Linked DNA regions of Homo sapiens: all the other regions are linked to region 1. The links are chromatin loops, found by intact Hi-C in ENCODE. Cell type or tissue: IMR-90. All regions are shown on one strand.

Region 1 (8,000 bases):
AAGCTCCCAAAAAAGTGGAAGACTAGGATGCAGAAGCTGAGGAGGAAATGGATTCGGACCTTGCTGAAGCTGGGTTTTTCAATATTTCCTGAGATTCTTTATTTTGCCTAAGCTAGTTCTAATTAAATTTCTGTCATTCATTTGTAACCAATGTAATGTATTCAAGCACAATGCCAGTTTCTAAGGACATAATAGAGACCAAGAACAGAATAATGAGTTCTGTGAAGGCAGTGAGCATAGGATGCCAGGCAGCTCATGGAAGAGGCACCCAAAAGGCTTTCCAGAAGAGATGCTATTTTGTAGGAGCTGAAGTACTATAAGGGGCTAGACTGAGATGTCTCAATCTCAGCACTATTGACATTTTGGGCCTGATCATTCCTGGTTGGGGGCGGGGACAGAGAGGCAGTGATTGTCCTGTGAACTGCGACATATTTAGCAACATCCTTGGCCTCTACCCACTATATGTCAGGGGTACTCACTCCCCTCTGCCCCCCAAAGAGACAAAAAGATATTACTTCTACCCAATGTCTTCACATTAAAAACAGAGGGCTGAGTTGCATGAAATGTGGCCAACATAAAATAATGACTGCCTTATGGAATAACAACATGATTTTCTCATAAAAGGTATCCTTTGTGGCCAGATGGTGACAACTTGCAGGCAGCTTAAATTCCTTAGGCAGTTCCTTGGCACACGCCTGGGAAAATTTGTTGACACATTCTTGTTTCGATAGGATGAATCTCTTAGCCACCATTTCCTGCTGTGAAGCACTTCTCTCTGAAGAAGCTTTTGGATCTTTGCTGAAAATAATTAAAATTTCTCCATGGAGGAGCCCTGCTGCCCAATTACAAAAATAACATCAAAAGTTCAGTCTCCACAATACTGAAGCAATCACAGCAGCTTCGATGATTTTGGTACAGGAGACAATGAAAAAAATGTTATGAAATGCATCTCTATTTGTTTTTCAGAAATCAAAACTAGAGGTCAGTTACATTTTATCAGTACTTTTACACATTCTTCAGTATTCTGTGCATTTTTTTTCTGGGCCCACTAAAGACAATATATATCATAAATTTACTTCTTTGTAAATAGGATACATACCTAATACCAGGTCCCATGAACTGAAACAATCACTCCTCATTTCTTCTAATTGCTTAGAAAGGACTAACTCAAAGCAACCATTCCTCTTGCAAAGTCTGTTCTCTGTATTCTTAAATCTTCCTTTAGTGCTATAGTTTCACTGAATAATCCGTAAATTAGAGAAAACAGTATCTACCTCACAAGGTTATAATGGAAATTAAAGAGTACCACATCATACTTCACTGATTCAAAAAATTATGTCTCCCCATGTCTGACATCTCCAAAATGGAAGTGTATCTTACAATCTACAGCATCTTACAATTGCCATCCGTAAGAGTGTAGCTGCATGTAGCTATCATCGCCTGTCCATGCACAAACTCGCTAACACTGGTAGCATGACTGGAACTCAACTTCCAGTGGAGGTGAAAGAAATACACAAGACACTACACAATGTGTGAAAGTACGCATAAAATGTAAGTGGGCTCTGATTGTGATTTCTGAAAAACAAATAAAGATGAATTCCATAACATTTTTCACCACATCCTGTACCAAAATCATCAAAGCTGCCATGATTGCTTCAGGATTGTGGAGATTGATCTGTTGATGTTATTTTTGTAATTGGGCAGCAGGGCTCTGCCACGGAGAAATTTTAATTATCTTCAGCAATGACAGAAAACAATAACAAAGTTCTCAGAACCATTTGAGAAAGGAGTTTGGGTCCTGGTTATTCTCTGGAAACCTTCTGCTGACACCTCAAGAATGCTTCACGGCATGCCAAGCCTTGCAGAAGAGGTATCAGTGGCATGGGAGATAATAGGCATCTTCTAAAAAATGCTGTGCTACCCACAGAAGACAATACTGGTAGTGAAACAAGAACCTCAACAATTCTGAGTCAGAGTGATTCAGTGAAGATAGACTGAATGCAAAAAACGTTTAGAAATACCTCAATTTCTTCGTACTTACCTTTTTATACATGCACAAGAGTGATATCTGATAAAAGAATCAATGTCTAGCTAAGCCTAATACAGCTCTTTCAATATATATACAATGACATTCTATGTGATATTAAATCATTTAGCAATATTTCAGTTGCACTTTTTTTCTAAGGGGTATATAAAATGATGATGTGTCACTTTTGATACGGTTTTAGGTTTCAGGGAATGCAATATAGAGAAGGCCAAGTGCAGTGGCTCACACCTAGTCCATTCTCAACGAGATGTAGATGTTCTTGCTGTTGTTGTTAGGACTTTTTAGTTGCCAAATCTGATTGAATCAAATCAAGCAACATTTGAAGATAATCTGAAATTTTAATATGTAAAAAAAAAACCCCAAACCAAGTTTGAGACAGACGATGTTATATTACAATTTGAACATAAATGTCCTCTCTAAACAATTGATTTCACGTCTGAATTTGAATCTTCAAACGATGATTGCAAAGTGTAATTTGATTTATATCTTCCCTTCTCCTCTTTCCCTAGATCTCTTGTCTACATGGTAAAATTCAACAGCCTAAGGAGGCAGAAAGAGAAAGAAAAATAGAAATTAAAACAACTCCAACCCACTGGTATACACAATCCATAATTCAATTCTGTATGTTTTTAAGCTTCTAGCAGTTTTGATTAAATCTTGCTGGAATTTAAATTGTATCAGAAGAAAAGTTTAGCATTAAAATATGGAATTCTACCAAACATGTCCCCAAGTCAGGAGAGATACTCAAAGAATATAAATTAAAGAAGAAAGAAAAAAGCCTAAAATCTCCAAATATTCTGGAAAAGTCACATTTATTAATATTTTAAATTGCATGAAAATGCACGTTATGGTCAAATGGATAAATAGAGCTATAGGAATATGTGTAGAAGTTTTGTCTTATCCAACAGTATAATGTGGTGTATTTTCCCTTCCCAATGGTTAAAAAAAAAATTCCATTCAACAGATGTTTGGTTAAAGCTTGGCAATTTTTCTATTTTATCAATGTCACATTTTCTATCTATAATATATTGAATAATTTTTCTCAAAACTTTCATAGAATTTAGTAAGTATTTAAACTGACTATAATTCACTTCTAAAATATAATTTCATTGTCTAAAAGTTATCATAAAATACATCAGATCATTCCACACCAAAATTACTCTGTGGAAGAATTTTTCTGATAATATTTTCTGAAAACAATTTCAAATATATGATAATTATATACTTATCCAGTAACCTTAACAAGAATGCTTCAAGTTAGACTGACACGGGATTACGATTTCCTGGAACTCTGCACCAGTCACTGGGCCCCGTGGGCTCTGTTTTGTCTCCTATAGTTTGGGGATTGGAACAGATTTCCAAGGCCCCTTCAAAATGAACTATGACTAAAACACCGTCTGTGTTGTTCAGATGATTACCCACCAGAGGGCACCAAAGCACCTCACAATACCTTTCTTCAACTCAGTTCCCTGAATCAGATCATGGAAGTAGGTGGGGGTTGGTTGGTTTGGGTTTTTTTCTGTTTATGTCCTGTAATTCGTTATTACATTAATAAAGTCACATTTCAAACCTGAAAATATGAGGCAATCGGACATCTGTTATTGATTATTCTAAAGGAGACATTTCTGAGCACATGCACAAATTTATCTTTACGAGTAATGTACCCATTTTTCAGTCATGCTTAAGATTGATATATTAATGGAGGATGGAAGATAAAGACTTCCAGTCTTGACCAAGTAGTGCATTAAATTAAACTCAGTGGTTTTGGCAGAGAGATCCTTTGCAAGATTGATGTTCTATTATGTGAGTCTGAAAAGCAAGACAAAGGAGAATTGCTGGAGTCTCTGAAGTCCTATCCGTGTCCTAGATCGAAGGAAATGAAACATATTCCTTAATCTAATTTGTGATCTTCCTTCTGCAAAGAGTCATTGCAAACTGTGGAATAATAAACTAGCAAGATATGATGTGCTCAAAACATCACTGAATAATCGTATTTGCACTGCAAATAATCACATAAATGAACATTTCTATTGACCTAAAAAGAATGACAGAGAGAGGTTTTGAAGCACTGATTCTTTTTCACAGGATTTTAAATCATTCTCCTGGAATTGGAAGTCCTTGAAGATACAATGGTGATGAGAAAGCAGAAGGCTTAGACTACTAAAAGTGACAGGGGAGTGGAGGGAGGGTCGTGTCACATCTACCACCGAATAGGTTGAGCACATAAAGAGAGTAAAGCCAGTTGCATTGTGCCATGGCATCTGTTCGACTTCACACTGATGTGATGTGGACCACTTTGAAGGTTACAATAGCAGAATTCAAAATTGCAAAGTCAGGGAGAACAGATGCTAGACTCAGGGATGTGCATGATACTGAGATTATTGCAAACCCGATGAAAGACATGAACAGGCCCTTTTATTAAATATGAGAAGAGTCTAAGCCATAATAAACACTGTGAACCTGAGGACTCAGAGTGATGATGTGGTGGCAAGAGTTAACAGAAATAGAAACCAAAATGGAAGGGGATGGAATAATGCAATAGCAACAGGTAAAAACGTTTTTGCAAAAAGTTGCCAGCATGAATTTAAAAAGGCATTGAAAAGATTTAAAACCAAAATCGTGTAGGTTGACAACACCAAATACATACGGTATCTTTCCAGGGCACCATCCCTAAAATAAGTGGAAATGTATCTAAATAACAGAAATATGATTCTATAAGTCTCAGGTAGAAAGGATGCTGGAATTATTATCAGCAACAACCCTCACCTTTTTTCTTATTTGTATTTTTAGATCTAAGAATATTGGATTTAAATATTAACCAAATAGGCTGGGCGCAGTGGCTCATGCCTGTAATCACAGCACTTTGGGAGGCCAAGGTGGGCAGATCACCTGAAGTCAGGAGTTCAAGACCAGTCTGGCCATCATGGGGAAACTCCGTCTCTACTAAAAATACGAAAATAAGCCAGGTTGTGGTGACGCGTGCCTGTAATCCCAGCTACTTAGGAGGCTGAGAATCGCTCAAACCTGGGAGGTGGAGGTTGCAGTGAGCCAAGATTGCGCCACTGCACTCCAGCCTTAGTGACAGAGCAAGACTCCGTCTCAATCAATCAATCAATCAATATTAACCAAATAAAGGGCATAAGACAGCAAGTCAGAGACTTTCGGGTTTTATGATTTGCTTGTTCTGTGGTTGGGAGAGGTAACTCAAGTTTGTTGACTCTCAGTTCTCTACACTGTAAAACGAGGATGAGACTAAACTACATCCTCAAAAGCAGAGCCAGTGGGATGTCCGTCTCCTGAGTTTCTTCCATGTCATGCTCCGTCTCATAAAAGAATAACCAGGGTATTCAGTGATCATGATTTTGTTTGCAGGTTGCACAACTATTTGCTTAATTTTATTTTTAATATTATAAACATTATTGGAAAACAAGCCTAAAGTTGGAAATAACCTAAATGCTCAGTGACAAAGGATTATTTTTCATCCTTATAATCCATTCAGTGGACTATCAGGTACCTGTTTGAAATGATGTAGAAGATTATCCAGTGGCTTAAGGAAAACACTTGGTTACTACAGGAAGATAAAGAAGCTCCAAATCAGAATAACTACAATTTTGGTTTTAAAAATAATGGCACCAAAATGGTAATAATAGGAAACTCTGGTTGGCAGAATTATTTTAAATTAGGAACGAAAGATCCAAGCATAAAAAAAAATCAAAAAGTCAAAGCAGTTATCTCTGTGGGGTTATGAGTGATGGCTGCGTATGTGCGTGTGCGTGTGTGTGTGTGGTGTGTGTGTGTGTGTTCTTTTCTACAACATAAACAACACAAAGGCAACCAATATCTCTTTAAGTAGCATTTCTACTGAAGCCTGTGTAAGGAAGCACAGCTCAAAGTGTCCATGGTTCATCCACAAGGATATCAAGCATTGTTTTCAAACAGACGTAACCTTTTCCTTTGGCTCTCTGGCTGTTTGGCCTTCCATCAGGAACAGTCACCTTCCTGGTCACTAAGAGGATATGAATCAGGTCTCCAGGTTAACTGAACACAATGAGCGCTTGCCCCTGGAAACCCTTGCCCAATCCACCCCCGACCCGTCCACCATCTCCTACTACCACAGGGGCACCCTGAAATTGCCAGATGACAAACCATTGACAAGTAGCAAGTTCAGCCAAGCTAGAGAGATACTAGCAGTATAGCAAGTGAAAAAAATTATATAAAGTATGATCTCATTTATTATATTTTAAATGTATAATCGTGTCTGAAGAAAACTCACTAAAATGTTAACCATGGTTATCTCTGTGTGGTGGGACTATGAGTGCCTTAAGTTTTCTTATTTTTGCTTAGCTCTATTTTCTAAATTTTCTACAATAAGTATGTATTATTTTTTAATTTTAAATAAAATAAGTAATTTTGCCAATTTGATCAAGCCAATAATTTGGGATCCCTGATTTATAAATAGACCAGTAGGTAAAGGACTCAATGGTTTAAAATATTGAGACTTTTACTAAATTTGTTCAAATACATTTTACTAAATTTACTCAAAGTAGCAGTGGCCCCATGTTTAAGAAACGCTGATTTTGGCTCTCCCTCTGACATCTCCTTCTCGGCCTTTCCTTCAAAGATATGCTCCTCCCCCAGTCCACTTACCATGAAGACACCTCTCTCTACTTTCCACACGGGCACAACCCCTCTCATTCCTGAATTCCTGCCAGCATTTATACACAGTCTGCCTGGATCAGCCCTCCCCACTCCCACCACCTCTACCACCTAGGCCCCTCTGTTAAGAACCTCAGCAGCCTTCTCTTGTTGCTGTGCAAGTCCCTAGCTGTTTGTGTGTTTGATCCCAGGTCCCGGGCCGGTGCGTATTTGAAAACTTTATTAATTCTTCCACTTGGCAGCAAACCCTACCCCCCACGCCCACATTGCCCCTTATATTTCCAGGGCTTATCACAATGATGCCTTTCTCCCACCTTCTTTGCAACATCTCTGCCCTGAATCTCCATCAGGGCCAGGCACTACCAAAAGCCAGAAGAGACAATCAGTAACTTCTTTGGGGCATTCTTCCTAGAAACATGAATGTTTGACATCTGTTATGCACAGCCTTCAAAATGAGTGTCCTACATATGTGCCCAAGAAATGGAGAGACAAATTGTCCTCTCTAAACTCATAAACGAATGCATGATTTTGGAGAGCAAAGCTCACTTCCTAGCCTTCTGGGAACCAGGCTTAGGCCTCGTTCTCCTAAGTGTCTCAGACAGCAGAAGCAGCAGGTCATATACACGTAATAAGTATCATGTGTATGGAGCTTTTTATTTGCAGTGATTGCACACTTATCGTCTATTTTAATCTGCACAGCCCTGTGAGGTATGTTTTCATATCTTCATTTTTCTGATCTGAAAACTGAGGCTTACAGAGGTTAAGTCACTCAGCAGAGGCCACACCACTAGGAAATGATAGAATGAGACTTGAATCCAGGTCTTTGGACTCATTTAGGTGGTCCTGTTGTGCCACAGATCACTGTGGGAGCCATTTTGAGGTCAGTCACCCTGTGGCATTACCAGGTGATTGTGTGTTTCAGAAGATTTGCTTCATCCAGAGATAAGTGAAGTTCCTAGGAGGGGCCATCAGGACTGAGAGGGAGGTATTGGGTAATATTTGTCCATTTAAACTCACCTTGGACATTTGGGGTGAGGAGATCTTATACTGAACAGGTCTGTCCTGTGTGTTTCAGGAAGCTTAGCATCACTGCTCTCTGCCTGATAAAATCTGACTGGACAACCCAAAATACCCCCCGACACATTCCCAAACAACCCCCAAGGGGACTGTGCCTTCCTTGGAAGAGAACTACTTCAGAAATCTGAGAACCTCTGATTTAAAAGCAAGAATGCCTATATTGCTAATAGGTGACAAGTCAGAACAAAAATTAGATCAATGGGCAGGTAATTACTGGGAC
Region 2 (8,000 bases), 180 kb after region 1:
GGGGGCGGAGGGTGGGGGTGTACAAAAACTGCTACCTTTTAAATTCCAGGAACTTGTAAATAAACATTCAAGGAAACGTTTTATTTTCCCTCTTATATAGTTTTCAGGACAAAAGGATAACAATAATGTTCTATTAAATTGCCTTAACCTCTGGTCTTGGTTTTAAATTAATTTCAGGGGTTTATATTGGAGTAGATCTAGGTAAATCTGATAGTTTTCTAAAGTGCCCCCAAAAATATACTAAGGATTTAAAAAGATAACTACTAAAGAGTATATACTCCCCTAAGATTTAATTGTTTTCTACAAATAAACTGAAATATCCTTTACAGAAAAAAATTAATTTGCTAAGCTTTTAAATTAGCATGCCATTTACTGCATGTCTAAGAAAAAGGCATAACTAACAAGAACAATTATTTCACAGACTGAGAAGAGGAACGGTTCTGATATTGTCTAAGTTCCTTATCTCTCAATGTTAACAAAATACCTATGAAGAGAGCCTTTCCCCCTAATCTAACCCACAGCACACAAGCATGAAGAGAAGTTTAAAATAAAATAAAACTACCTTTGAGGCCAAGTTTACCAGAAGAGTTTAGTAAAAGTACCAAAACAGCTGAACTTCAATCTGAGTGGGAAGAAAAAAATTACAGGCTTGACAAGCAATCTCTACTTATTACAAGGCTGCACCCTTTACTTTCTTACCTCATTCACCACTCACAAAAAGTTGGGAGCTATAATGCCTGCAAAGTACAGCATAATAACTCTACTCTCACATGCAGAGCTCCTGAGAGAAATTTTTCAACCTATTAAAAAAAGTCCTTAATGTGGATAGAGTACTTTGCAGGCCATAACAATATAATACTGTTTGTACCTTCATGACTAAGCCTGTTCAAGCTTAATAAATCCAATATAATGGCTCTTAAATGGCAGTGTCTTTACCACAATTTGTGTAAAAGCCTAACATTAACATATATTCACAGTGGAGGCCTTCTAAATGAAGGGGAATGGCCACCATCTGCACAATCAATAACAGGACCCTGAACAGCTGGGAATATCAATTCTTCTCCAAAACAGTCCCTATTAATTTGTTATAATTATCCATTTATCAATATGTGGCATCTTGCAGGGTGCTAGTCAAACCTCCAAAACAAAAGTGTGGATTTCATTATTATTAGAAACACTAGTGACCACTCTGAAACAGAACCACAAACTTTTAGCAGAACCGCAAACTTTTGACACTGCAGAGTTTCATATTTCCATGAATTACCTGAACCAACTGAAAGCCATTGCAGACTGTGTCCAATATTCCTGCCTGGGCCCCTGTTTTTCTGGGTGCTGCTTTCTTTCTTGCTGATACGAATTTCAGGGAGAACTTCTTATAGAGCATTTCGCTCTCCTGGGCAGAAAGAGGAGCCTCCACTTCCTCTTTAGATGCAATGTTGCATTCTCCTGAATCATATTGTGTCAAAAGTGTCACATTTTCTACTAAGCTGGTGCTACCACAATCTACATCACTCTCCCCTAGATCTGTGTGAGAGAGATCTAAATCTTGAGGGGAATCCTTCAAGAGTTCCCTACTTTGTGCTGTGATTTGGGATTCTCCAGGTCCGTATGTTTCGTCCTCTTCTCCAAGGTTAAAAATATGCTCATTTTCTCTATTTCTTGGCATAATTAATGGGTCACACTTCACAGGGCTCTCTTTCAAATTATTCTGCAGGCAACAATTTTCATCGTGGATTTCCCTTTGACCATTTACATGTTTTGCTTCCTCTAGTGGAGAAACATCATGTAAAATCATTTTGAAATTTTCATCAGGGTGGGCACTTTGACATGAAAGCAGTGGGATTTTCTGTTCGCTAATGGAATTAACAGAAAAAAATGGTCTGTATTGGTCTGTTACAAGAATATCTTCAGTAGAAGACAAACTTTTAATTCGTGACTGGTCTCCAGTTAAAATGCCCTGTTTTTCTTCCCTCTCTGCTGGAGGGCTACATAAACCAGAGTCATCCTCCTCCGAAGTGAGAGAATTAGTACCCCATCTGCACTTGCTGGCCTTGGTAACAGCATCTGACATATCAGCAGGTTCAACAAAAGAGCTTTCACTTTTGTTTGCATAATCCATAAAATTGGCCGGGACAAACATTCGCCATGACCGTCTATGCTCTTTCTTTTCCGCATGAGATTTGGCTTTAGGTAATCCTGTGGTTCGAATGATATCACTATTTAGTTTGAGTGCATCAAAGATCATCTTTTCATCTAGTTTGTTAGCTTCCCGACCTCTCAGCTCAAATACACTGGAAGAAGTAAGGGCACCATTAGAGCATAAAGAACTAACATCCAGTGTTCTGTGACTGTAGGGTAAAGTTCGATCTGTAAAATGCCTGGAAGATAGACTACCTTTTGAACCAGAGTCTATCTGTTCATTTAGTCTAACAGTATCATAGATTGACCGCTGTGGGACGTAACAGTCTTCGATATTTAGGTCCTCCTCTTCTTCACCCTTCCCTACACATGGGGGATTCTGACGTAAACAGTCTGGTCTGCTGAGTGGCTTCCCCATTTTGCAGATAGTTAAAACAAATATTGCAGCTCTTGACACAGATAAGAAATAAGATAAAGCATCTTCCAAAAAAGTATACTTCTGAACAGAGCTATGGAGTGTCTTTAGCATAAAGACACATGCTCAAATAATATATTTCATAATACATGAGGTGTTTAAGGTCATCAGCAGTGCATCAGTATAAATGCAACTATCCTTTTACCTGGTTGATTTTAGGATGATTCTAAACAATAAAGTGCATCAATAACAGAGAACAAAAATCTCCTTTGTCCACCTTTCCCAGCTCCCAAAGTCCCCGTTCACACACTCCAAAACACAGAAAATAAACAAACACACACTTAACAGTGGCTCAAACACTCAGAACATTCCATTGTCAGTCCATTTCCCTTTTTAGTCTGATATTTCCAGATTAAAATTTCCAAATGAGCAAGCATTTTAACAGCCTGAATGTTAATTTCGGCAGAGCTCTGGTTAACTGTAATCCACTTAAAGATGGCTTGCAGAACTCCACCATTCTGGTAAATAAACCATGCTCCAGAAATTTAAAAGACAAACACAGGGACCTGGTATTGTTCACATCAAGGCACAGAACAAATCTTCAGAGAAAAATAAGTTAAGTCTAACGTTATGAGAAAGTTACATTTTTCTTTTACTTTTTTTTTTTGGAGGGGGGAGTAGCTATAAATAAACTTGATTGAAAAGGCAGGTTTTCTTCCTGTTTTAAGCTTCTTCAATGCTATTCAGAACTACTCAAAGGAAGAAAGAAAAAAACACCAGACTTTTAGACACCCAGGGCAGTACAATCCAGCAACCGTTTAAAGTAAACAGAAAGCATGGTGTACTACTAAGCTTCTTTAAAAAAAAAAAAAAAAAAAAAAAAAAAGCCATTTCCAAAGATTCTTATCTGGTCCTCCTTAGGAAGGCTTATTCCACCTGAGGCAATTGCAGCAACGAAGAGCTCCGCGGCTTCCTCTAAGGCACAGGCAGCGTAATTCACATTGAGCAGAAAACCCAGGGACTACATTAGCCTTTGAAACTGAACCAAGTTCTGTGGCCGCGGTATGGCCTTCATTTCAGCTGGGGCTAGAGAGAGACGGTGGCGGTGGAGGCAGCAGAAAGAACTCCGGAAGGGAGCTCCGGGGCTGTCCGCGGCTCCTCAGGGCAGCACGGTGCCGGGCAGGCATGCTCTCCAGCCAGGGCGCTTGCAGCAACGCCCTCTCTCTTCAGGCACCATCTGCTGCGTCTCTGGGCCTGCCGGGCGTTCCGGAGCCGCAGCTCTCTACCACTTCGGTGCTACGCCCTCCCGTGACTTAACTTCGCAGTCATCTTTCGCTTCTTCCCGGGAGTCGGCGAGCGGTTTCAGTGGGAGGTACCTCGAAGCCGAGAGGCTGCAATGTAACAGCTTGTGGTGACATCAGCGCAAAGCAGGCCGAGTCCGGCCACTGGGGAGAGGGACAGCTCAGGTTCAAACACCGCGGAAACCCCGCCGACTACTTCAAAATGGGAGGGGATCCGTAGGGCTTGCGGAGGCAGAACCTGGCACCGGGAGATCCGCGAAGAAATTATTTTGTGAAGGTCCAGAGACCGCACTCATTTGAATACTAAATGGGAAAAGGGGGGCTACATAGGTCCCTATCCTTCAGTTGAAACCGCACTTTTACACTGAAGAATCTGATGCTTCAGCAGTATCTGCGATGCAAAGTGCAGATCACTTTGAAGTCGAGAGTGTTTTGCCGTTCCCTTTTGAAGCCCAAGTTCAAATCTAACTGTTCTCCAGAGTAAAGTATTCCTACCAGTGAGGGGCTCTCAGCACTGCTGACATGAATATTAGTAGTTACTAATAACCATACAGTACTCTTGAGGTTAACACAAGGCCCAAGAGTGGTACTCACTGACTCCAGATATTTAATAAACAAAATCACCTCCACAGATTTTTATCTACTGAACACCCTTCTAAAAATACTGTTTGAAAATAAATTCAGCAAGCCAACTCTTAGTCTTTGTAGGAAATTTAATAGTTTTATTTAAATAAAATCTAAACATTCTCTATTTTACAAAATAAGAAACATCGTCAGAGTGTCAGTTACAAATGAAGCGGTCTTTCTTCAATCTCATAAAATAATCATTTGAACATGAACAAAACTGTGCTAACTCCAAATGAAGAAGGCAGTTCTAGTAAAAACAACTTTATACTTTCTTTGTTAATTTTACAGAAAAGATGTGGGAGGAAACTTTTGTGCCTTTAATGAGAAAACGTTATCTCAATATTCATTCGATAAATCTAAGAGTTGAATCTTTTTTAAAAAAATCTTTTCATAATGAAAACTCTATCGGTAACTCATCCATTCAACAATTATTAGATTATTAGATGCAACTCAGTATGTGGCCATCATTAAGTTGACTAGATATATGACTATCTATAAAGAAAAAGAGATTTAAAAATATCCATCCACATCACAATATCAATGCCAATTTTTCATGTTCAAGACGTGAAATATTTCAACAAGCACCTGATTCTGTGGTGTTCAAGCACACAGGCTGTAATAAGGCACTGATAAGAGAAAGAAAAATGGTCTCATACTTACCACGCTTGAACAGTGGATTGGGCACTAGACTGGGAAATAGTAGAGGCCAAGAGTCTTACTCCCAGCTGCCGCTCTCTTGATATGTAAGCTTAGAAAACTACTTATTCATGGCAATATGAATAATAAAGTTTCCTTGAGATCTCTGAGTGCCTTTCTCTAAACACTCTAAGATCCTTACAGAACTTTTCATAATAAAGAATGGCTCTAATTCAGTTCACCTTAGACTCTAACTCTGAATCATTAGCACAATATTATTCTAGGCTTATGAAAAGCTAAGAGGAGCAACATATAACCTCACATTTGAGGTGGGTAGTACATTTTTAAAACTGCACAAATAATTCATTCATAAATTAAATGATTCAAAAAAATAGCACTCACTGTCTGCCAAACAACATGTAAGCACTGGAAAAATGATGTTGTAAAGACATAGCCACCACTGTCCTTACACCACTTACACTAGAATGGGAATGTGAATGAGAAAATGGCCATGACACAGTTCGGAAGTAAACAGTGCTATGGGAAAATATTCCCTAGTTAATTGAGTTCAAGTATACACCACTTATTTAATAACTAAATTCCTTTTTTATTGAACTGATTTTTATATTGATTCACATTAAGATTTGTGCTATTAAAATTTGTCACAATAATTTACATATATCTTTGTTACTTGAAATCACATTCCAAAGTCTTACCTGGATGACATGTAAGAGCTCATATATAGAGCAGAACCGGACTGGTTTATTTTTCCCCAAAAATTTGGTTTAGACAGCTACTATAAATGTTATAGCCTCTAATGTTAATAAAATCAAGATATATTAAACCATGTTAAATATTAATCATGATATCTAGATCCATCACATTTTCTTTTTTTCTGAGACAGGGTCTTGCTCTGTCACCCAGGCTGAAATGCAGTGGCATGATCACAGCTCACTGCAGCCTTGACCTCTCGGGCTCATGTGATCCTCCTGTCTCAGCCTCCCAAGTACAGATGCGCACCACTACACCTGGCTAATTTTAAAAATTTTTTGTGGAGATGGGGTCTCACTCTGTTGCCCAGGATGGTTTTGAACACCTGGGCTCAAGCAGTCCTCCTGCCTCAGTCTCCCAAAGTGCTGGGATTACAGGCATGACCCACTGTGCCCAGCCCCCTCACATTTTCACAATGAGAGAAATACATAATAAGGTACGTAAAGTTTTCCTGAAAAATAGCCAACACTATTATTTCATAATACAGAAATCATAATGCTGTTTTCAAAATGTAGCTTTACTTACTTTTTGTAGCCTACTAGATATAATCCAGCTAAACTATCTACTAAAGCAGATGATTTCAGAAAAGTACACAACTACTAATTGAATTATAAGCAAAACAGTAATATTTTCTCATTTTATATTCCTAAAGTTTAATTAAATCTTTTAAAAGGAAAGTCCCTGAAAAGTCTTCCCACTAAGTGCAACAATGTACATCATAGAAAAGTTTTATCATTCACATTTATGATTATTATTTACACATTATTTACTCATAGAAAAGAGCAATTTTATCAGCTGAAACATGGAGGTTTTAGGGTTGAAGGATTGGAGGTATTAAGTTCAATGTGCAGTAAGTGAAAAATGTCTATGTAAGTAAACGCACTATTATCAATGAATAACTCTTGGCCTGATAGCTCTTGAAATCAGGATGAGAAGTCAAACAAGGGATATGCGTTTTGTGCTGCAAGTACATAAACAGGCATTAAGAGCAAAAATTGTTCTTTCTAAAACAAATAAGCCATTAGCTAATGAAAACTGAAGGCATGCTATATTTTTAGTTTTCAAACTATTAAATTTATTCACATAAATGGCTAAACGTTTCCAAAGATATGAATATGCATCATATGAATATGCAATAACTATTTATTTCATGGGAATACAGTTTATATTTAGAAGAAAGTAGAATATTCTCATCCTAAAGCCCTAAACCGATTTAGAAACAAGAGATTCACCAACTGATCTTGACAGGAGTTTATCTTGATGTGAACCTTAGTTAATATCTTTAATGAGCACTTGCTCTTCTTCCTGTAAGTTACTACAATACTAAGACTATGCCTTTCCCACATCTTCAATGAGGTTTTCTGGTGACAGTGAAAAAAAATTCTATGTAACAGAAGATGATTCTATATATAAATCTTATTAATTGAAATATATACATATTTCATATATATATATATATATATATATATATATATATATATATATAAATGTCAAAAAGTTCATTTAAAGAAAAGCTATCCAGCAAGCAGAAGCAACTCACATGTTAATGGCCCTATTCAATTTTCTTCAGAGAAAAAAAAAAACAAACAAAATCTGGAAATACTTTTCATATTAAAATACTGACAAAAGAAATAAAGCTTGAAATGAAGACAACTGGAGATATGTGAGAATAGGATCTGTGAGCACAGACATTTTCTTGTTGTATCCAGTTCTTGAGCAGCTCCAGACACTTTTCACTTAAAATCGTAGCATTTCCTTATCCTACATTGTTATTAATGAATGATTAGAGACCTAGATAAACATTTACCACTCAAATGTTCTTTTCAAGAAACCAATGTCTAATTTCATAACAAGGCAAATTCTTCTCTGTCTCTCTCTCACACACAACTTTAAGCAACTTTCCATATTAATAAAATACATTATGAAGGTTTCCTTTGATCAAAGGTGGGCCTATAATAATGACAGTAGATACCGCAGTTTGGCTGTTTTATTGGATCACTCTAAAATGGTGATATAGGTTTATCAAGGTAAAAGCAAAACAAAATAACAACTACCAAAAAATCCTACATTATAAAATCTCTGGCTGGAACTGCCTTCAGAACAACCAACTT
Region 3 (8,000 bases), 400 kb after region 1:
TTACGTAGGAGGCAGTGATATGGCGAGTATAAGGTAGAAGAAGGCATAACTGTGAGAGTGGATATGGTATGCAATGCATACAGAAGAGTCATGAATGGCTACACTAGAATAAAACACCTACAAAGATATGCCATGCTAAAAAGCTGGGAGTCTATCAGGAAGGCAACAGAAAACAGTGAACAGAACATTCAAATGGCTGCATATAAGCATTTTCCTCTCAGTTTAGAGAGCACCAACTTCAAAGGCAGAAATACCAGACCTCAAATCCCCACTCTGCTACTAACTCTATTGGCTAAAGCAACAGTCTTATTAAAGACTCCCTAAGATTTATTTGCATCATCTGTAAAATAGGGATAAATAGCACCCATTTCAAACACTTGCATAGAAGCTAAAAAGAAATAATGAATGTTATGCACCTAAGAGAATGCTTAACATAAAACTGTAGTTCTTCTTAGTGCTATTTGATAGACTTAAATGCATTGATCTCAAATATTTCCTGCAATCTAGTAATGGCAACATCAGAGGCATCCTTCTGGCTTCTGCTAATCTCTATCTACTTTAGTAACCACAGAATTATCAAATGGGACTCCAAGAAACCTATTGTTTTAAATTAAGTTAACCAAAGTTCTCTGGAGAAAATGTTTAGGAAAAAAATGAAATGAGTAAGCACAAGTTAACAAAATGAGGTTTGGAAGTGGCAACAGGACATGTATCATGGAGGCATATTCATTAACTAGACACTTGTTCATAGTTATGTCTACCCTTAAAACACAACTGATTGTCCAGTTAGAGTAACAGCATAACAGCATAGCCAGTGAAATGTCCATGGTTCCAAAATGCAGCCTAGAACAAAGAACACAGTAATGCTTCTTAAAATGGAGCTTTTTGTTTACATGAGCCATTTTGGAAATTCACTTCATACCACTGATAATGAAATTTTCAATTACAAAAGAAATGACTTTCGGTTTCTTTTAGCAATAGGAATAAGAAAGAAACTGAAGAATATATAGTGATAGATGCCATTCCAAGTGATCTCTGGTAAGAGTAAAGTAACTTATTTATAAAGTACAACTTCTAAAAGGAAATCAATTAATTCAACAAAAGAAATACGTAACTTATTTGTAGATGCTAACCTTTTAAAAAGTGTAAACAAAATAAGTAACATTCATAATAAAGGCAGATTTCTGTCTGAATTTATACAATTTTTCTATGAAATTTTATTTCTGCGATGGGGTCTGTGTGACTGATTCTTTCTAAGTTCTATGTTCTTAATTGAGAGATCCAGACTTCATTTAATCTACTTTAGCATGTCATCTATCACAGGTCCTTGAGAGTAAATGTGCTCAATTGCTTCTAAATACAGACCATTCTCATTATCACTAGTTTCTCCCACATGGCAACCTCATAAATATTTATTAGCAAAATATAGACAAAATCTGCTGAATTACAGAAACTGAAGATATAGCCCCTGAAAAGATCCAAGAGCTATGTAAACACAGCCACTAAAATAAAAATGTTACATATATTAGAGCTGGATTCAAACAAATCAACTCTTAAAAAAAATTAAAAAATTAAATCTTTGACCCATGAATATTTTAGTGTGGTAAAATAAATGACTTCATGGTTCCAAGATAAATTTGTAAAACCTAAAAATATTTTCTAACAGTCAAAACTAGATATGGATAAAGTATTTAAATTAAACATATGTTCTTTAGTTCATAAGTCCTGAATAATTTCAGTTAGTATAAGTTATTCAGAAGTTAGGTACTCTTCAGAATCAGAAAGGAATGAGATAAACAACAGGATTATAAAGAAAATATAATTGGATTATCCCTTCTATTTCACTAGCTTATAGTAATACCAAGTAATGTCTATTTTTTTCAGCTCCGAAGTACATTCCAGGACTATAAAAAATACCAGAAAATGTATGAAATGTATAAAACATATATAAAGTATATATTCCTTGCCATCAAGTCATTTCAAATCTAATGAAGAAAATAAAAAAAAAAAAAACAAGACATTAGACACTAAATAGGAAACCGGTTGACTACATGCAGAATAGGGACTGAGAGAAGAGTTACCAGTGTAACCCTGAGTACTTGTAACAGACCTGTGGGCACGCAGGAGGAGTTGTACAGGAGTTGCACAGTTGTGGGTAGCTAGAAGCTCAGAGACTGACTTTGATTATGTAAAATTTAAGAAGACAATTGTAGGTAGCAGTAGCAGAAATACACAAATGGAAATGAGCATAATGTGAGACAAGGAAACTAGTATTAATAAAATCACACTGCATTGGCAGAATACTTTCATGTAATTACCCCACTTTACATTCACATATACTCTGTAAGTAAGGCAGATACTTACATTTAAAGATGAAGAAACTGAGGTACTACTCAATGAGAGCAGCTTATCCTTATCACTGATCTCGTAATCAAGGCTTGATCACAGGTCTTCAGATTACCAAATCCCCTATTCTTGCTAAACACTACTAGCTCAGAGACTGACTTTGATGATGTAAAGTTTAAGAAGACAAAAATTTTGGTAGACTTTAAGGCAAGTATTATAAAATAATATTTTGAAATTTATTCCCATTTTCTCTTTTGCCTTTTGGCATGAAGTGTTTATCAGCCTAAAAAAGAGATTATAGAAATTCTATAAAAAGACAGGAATAACCATTTCTGGTTTATAAAATAGGATTATTCAGCAAGACACATAGCCTTGCTAGCCATACTATTGCCTGGAAAGATGTTTCCAAATTGCTTTTATTTCTGTCTCCCTTCCCTGCCTCCTTTTAATCAGGGGCCTGATCTAGCTCTTCTCCAGGGTAGAAAAGACACGCCACTTCCAGCGATGACAGCAGAGCCATAGGGCTAGCTAAAAGGAGGATATGATATAGTATATGTAGGAGAAAGACGACGGAGTCAAGAGGGGAGTCAAGACTAATTTTTCCTGTTCAGGCTTTGGCCCTGAGAGGAGGAGGTGCATTCAGTGAATAAGGAGTGATGTGGAAGGCACAGGGGGCTCTTGACCCACTCCCTATCTGGTACCGTGTAAAGGAGGCTACCCTTGGTTCTGCTTGGTACAGACCAGACACAGAAGTGTCTGTGTGTCTGGCTGGGACACCTCCCAGAGGGGTCATCCTAGCAGGGAGAGGGGGCTCTCTAGCAAGGGATACAGAGAAGATCACATGGGCCAGGAACAATCAAGCATCCCAGAAAGACTGCAGATGGGTGTGGAGCACTAGTGGAAAGCCAAGGGGAAGTCACATCAATGTGGGACACGGCCTGAGTCACAAGAATGGGCCAGAGTTCACTGGTAGCTGACTTAAGAATCAGTGGCCCACAAGGTGCCAGGCATCCAAGACAGAAAAGGGGTACAAATCACCCAGGAAGCAGGGGTCCTAAAAGCCAGGATAAAGACGCTGGCAGGAATGAGCACAGTGTTTTCCCCAGAAATGCAAGGTTGCAAAAGCCACATCTCTCCCTCAAGACACGCAGAGAAAAAGAGAGGGAGAGGAAGCTGCCTTCAACAACCAAGCATTTTTATCTAAGACAGAACAAAGATCAGAGGAGACTGTTCGATTTGCCACATCAGACTATGCTTTAAAACAGATTCAATTTTAGTACATTTTCTCACTAATCAGAAGGTGAAACTCATAAAGATGACTAGATCAGCCATAAAAGACAATATTTTCTCTGCATTTCCAAGTTCAATCATGAATTAAATCTTTCAAGCCTAGTACACAGGGCAGAAAAGTTGGTTTTATACAGAGAACAACAAAGAGTCATGGTCTTTTTTCAAGAGAAGTATTAATAAGACAAAAGCTCTCAGCAACTGTATGTGATACTGGATGAATCAATGCCTTGCAGCAAGCTCAGTCTCATTCCAGAAAGGGCTAAAATACTCATTCAGACTATTTTCATTTTAAAGCAAAGGAACAGAGATGGTTCCAGGAAGAAAAAAAAATACACTTTTAGAAAAGCAGGACTTCAAACAATGCAACTTTAAACAACTGAGAAACAGTGACAGATGGCCCTATTATGTATACACTAGAAATGGGATTTATTTTTTTCAGGAAAGGCTTTGAGAGTTGAGGCTAAAACACTGACAGTCTGTACATGGCATGTCATCTGCCAGTAAACATCAGATGTCCCTACAAACCCAAGTGTTTATAATAATGGGGAAAGAATGGCTGAAGTTTTATGTGAACACAAACGTAAATCACAACATTCTGAAATGCACAGTTTCTAACCATTCTGTTTATGGTGCAATATACAGTGTGGCCCAAGTTCTGGCAAACCACATAGCTCTTTTCAAATTGACAGTATAAGGAATATGATGTGAGCTGTGGACTCACAGCTGTGAGCTGTGCTACATTTCCTAGTAAAAGAAACCCTGATTCTGATGGGGACACATGGTAGCCTGGAATAAAACTACACCTCCCCAGCCTTACTTTCAATAACAAAGTTCCAGTAAATGAAATAAAAGCTAATGTGTTATATGGCAGCTTCTAGAAATTTTCTTTGTAAGACATCTGGCATGAGCCCCTTGCCCCTTCTTCCTTCCCTCCTCCTTTCTACTGGCTGGGGACACAGACCCGATGAATATGGCTCAAGCAGCCATCTAGGACCACAAAGCAGCAGCCTAAGTCTGCAGGAACAAGAAGTAAGGAGCCTCTGTGGATGGTGGCTATAACCATGCCAGTCCTGGACTGCCTCCTGCTGGACTTCTCTCAAGTAAGAGAAAAGTAAACTTCCTTCTCTTAAAGTTACTATTGTTTCATTTTCATGTGCAAAATAGAACCAATATTAGCCAACCTAATCCTACCCACAAATACAATGCTTTCCAACAAACCTACTACTAAGAGCTCTTTGAAATGGAAAATTTCCCAGGAAAGAAACAACTACCATTAATACAGCACAAAGTAAAGAACTTGGTATAATCAAGCGCGTACAACTGTAGCAGAAACTTTTCCCCATATCCTTGTATCCTTCTTTCTCAAAGAAACAAATTCTCTAATTATTAGCTAGGTGCAAATACACAAGGAATAAATACACATTTCCCAGCCTTCCTTGAGCTAGATGTGGCTATGTTCCAGTTCAGCTGTGGCCATTGAGATGAGAACAGAAGTGACTGTGCTACTTCTGAGGAGGGCCCTTGAAGGGGAATACAGTGCCTTTTTTTGTACTTCTTCAATCCAGATGGCTGGAATGCAGATGTGGTGGTGAAACATCTAAAAAAACATGTAAGAGTAACAACCTAGATGGCAAAGCAATGTGACAAAAGGAACCTGGGTCCCTGTTCCAGTTACTATGTGACAAACTACACTGGAATTCAACTATGAAAACCAACCATTTTTTTATGTTCAAGAATTCTGTAGGTCAGAAATTCAAACCAGGTACAAGGGGGGCAGGTTGCTGCTGTTCCATGATGTCTGGGCCTCAGCTAGTAACACTCAACAGCTGGGTGGCTTGACCACTGGGGACTGGAATCATCTGGAGGCATCCTCACTCACATGGCTGGTGGCTGATGTTAACTATTGGCTGGAACCTCATTTGAAGCAGTCAGCGAGAACAGCCACAGGTGTCATCTACATGTGGCCTGACTTTCTCACTGAATGGCAGCTTCAAGGTAGTCAAACTACTTTGTGGTAATTCAAGGTTCTAAAAGCAACGGACCCAGCAGCAAGGCAGAGGCTGCATCACCTTTCCTGACATAACCATGAAAGTCATGTGGTATTCTACTGGTTACAAGAGAGCCAGGTGCCCAACCAGATTCAACCAGAGTGCACAATGGGAAAAGCAGCAAAGAAGTTGCACACATGTTTTAAAACCCATACAGCGCCTGACCCTGAGCATCATACCAGCCCTGGCTGACCTCATGAAGCTGAGCTGCATTATCATCCTGCACTCCCCACCTCTCGACTGCTACATAAGTGGAAATACAAATGATCATTTAAAGCCACTATTATTGTGGGTCACTGCAGCAAATTTATAAAGAATACTTATGTACCCCAATATTTAAAAATAAATCAGCCCAGGCGCAGTGGCTCACGCCTGTAATCCCAGCACTCTGGGAGGCCGAAGTGGGCGGATCACTTGAGGTCAGGAGTTGGAGAGCCTGGCCAACATGGTGAAACCCTGTCTCTATTAAAAAGACAAAAAAAATTAGCCAGGCATGGTGGCACATGCCTGTAGTCCCAGCTACTCAGGAGGCTGAGGAAGGAGAATTGCTTTAATCGGGGAGGCAGAGGTTGCAGTGAGCCATGATTGCACCACTGCACTCCAGCCTGGGTGACAGAGTGAGAGACTCCATCCCAATAAATAAATAAATAAATCAAAAACCACAAGTAGCAAAAACGTCTATCTCAAGAAACTAATTTTACAGCTACAGGAATGACTTTGTAGTTTTAATTTATTTGATATTATTAACTGCTGGCATATTTTTTTCCATTCAAAATTTTTAATGACTATCAGAGACCTCTAATATATTACAATCCCTTTGTCAGTCATTTGCATGCTGCCAGTTTCCCTTCCTGGTTTGGTGCACTAAGGGGTTTCTGAGCTCAGACAATAAAGATGCTGACACAGCCAAGGAACTGCAGCCTGAAAACAAAGAGTTCCAGAGGCGCGTGTGAATCTGACTGGATGTGTCCTAAAGCCTCTCATTAAACAGCTACTCCCCATCAAAGACACTACACTCTAGGCAAGGCAAAGAGCACTCCTTCCACCTGCCATTCTTGTCCTCTAAGCAAAGTGAGTCCTTGAAGAATCTAATAGTTTCACAGAATCATTTTGTGGTCCAACCATAGAGTATGCACTGCATATGTCAAAATCCTTTTATTTTTTAAATTAACAAATAATAGGATTTCTATCTCCTTATACCCACTCAAAAAATAAAAGCATATAAAGGATATTTTGGTTCTTCCATGTCCCCCAAAAGCAAAAAAGAAAATAACTTTGAGAGAACACAAATTTAAAAGAAAATTGCACAAGTCTGAACATTTCTAAATATATTCAAAGACACATATCTAACTTTGAAATATGTACCTAGAGGCAAATAATTTAATAGCAAATCCATAGAATGAACTGCTAAGAAATGCCACATGATTAAGCCATGTTTTGGGGTAATATGGGTAAGGACATTAAACAACTTTGAGAATGAATTATTAAAATACACCTTTTAATGTATCTTATTTAAAACTTATTTAAAATTAGTTTCCAGCATCTCTTAATACTACTTTATTTTTTGTATGTCTCTCCATGTGTATCAGCCACTAAACCCCAGTAAGACCCACTGTGTAATGATGCTTAATCTTCTTCCTTTTTAAACTCTAATGTGTATCAGCTTTCAGATATTTATGAGCTCAGATCTTTTGGCCAGAATTTGGTTAAGTAAAAAGCAAGCTGATCAGGCCATAGATAAAGGCATTTGGTGCCAGGGTAATTATAAATACAAGCAAGTATTATATTTGCCCCCAGCTCTTGCCCATAAGGTGGCTGAAAATGCATCCTTGATTTTCCCTTATTCTGTCAATATAGGAATTACTACCTTGAATACTACTAAACATATCTTTAAGTAATAAAAGGTAGCATTTGCTGAGCACTTATTATATGCCAGGAATTGTTTTGAGTACTTTTCATGTATTAAAGTCATCAGATCCTTCAATAACAACATAAAGTGGATAGTATAATTAAATCTCCCTTTTATGGATGAGACTGAGATTAAACAAAAAAAAGTGTAGTGAAACTGCACAGACAACTCATGTGGTGGTTTTAAAACATGTCCATACATGGAAACTTCTCCCTTCAAGAGCTAATTCCAATCACTGTGCATGTAGGGACACTAATTAATGGAATATAACTAAAGTAACTGTGTTAGAGTTCTGAGACTAGGTCATAAAAAGCAATGTGGTTTCTTTCTTGATTTCTACATCACTTACCCTGGGGGAAGCCAGTTGCCATGTCTTGAAGACACTTAAACAGCACTGTGGAGAGGCC

What was found. Hi-C counts contacts between places; a loop is a spot of excess contacts. Peaks named below come from ENCODE experiments on the same cell type or tissue, not always from the same donor. Only the 100,000 strongest peaks of a DNase experiment are listed, where the experiment ranks them.
Region 2: a loop joins it to region 1, with 3.0 times the contacts of the local background. A loop is called at or near these places in 26 of 110 quality-filtered maps.
Region 3: it touches region 1 in a loop (5-fold over the local background); 5 of 110 quality-filtered maps call a loop at or near these places.

Annotation. Positions count from the first base shown.
Region 1 is chr6:56,355,946-56,363,945 of GRCh38, forward strand. It overlaps a transcript of COL21A1 not described here. Among named protein-coding and RNA genes, the nearest start is that of COL21A1, 110 kb to the left of the region's middle. In IMR-90, a CTCF peak has its summit at 3,470 (motif pointing right); a DNase peak (open chromatin) is centred at 3,496.
Region 2 is chr6:56,539,016-56,547,015 of GRCh38, forward strand. The region is part of intron 61 of DST (dystonin); the gene reads right to left. Among named protein-coding and RNA genes, the nearest start is that of COL21A1, 300 kb to the left of the region's middle. RefSeq lists enhancers at 3,176-3,941, 3,646-4,065. In IMR-90, a CTCF peak has its summit at 3,825; a DNase peak (open chromatin) is centred at 3,906; H3K4me3 peaks cover 3,972 bases; H3K27ac peaks cover 2,951 bases.
Region 3 is chr6:56,753,135-56,761,134 of GRCh38, forward strand. The region is part of intron 4 of DST (dystonin); the gene reads right to left. Among named protein-coding and RNA genes, the nearest start is that of DST-AS1, 87 kb to the right of the region's middle. RefSeq lists a silencer at 4,613-4,662 and an enhancer at 6,344-6,900. In IMR-90, a CTCF peak has its summit at 4,715 (motif pointing left); a DNase peak (open chromatin) is centred at 4,687; H3K27ac peaks cover 2,326 bases.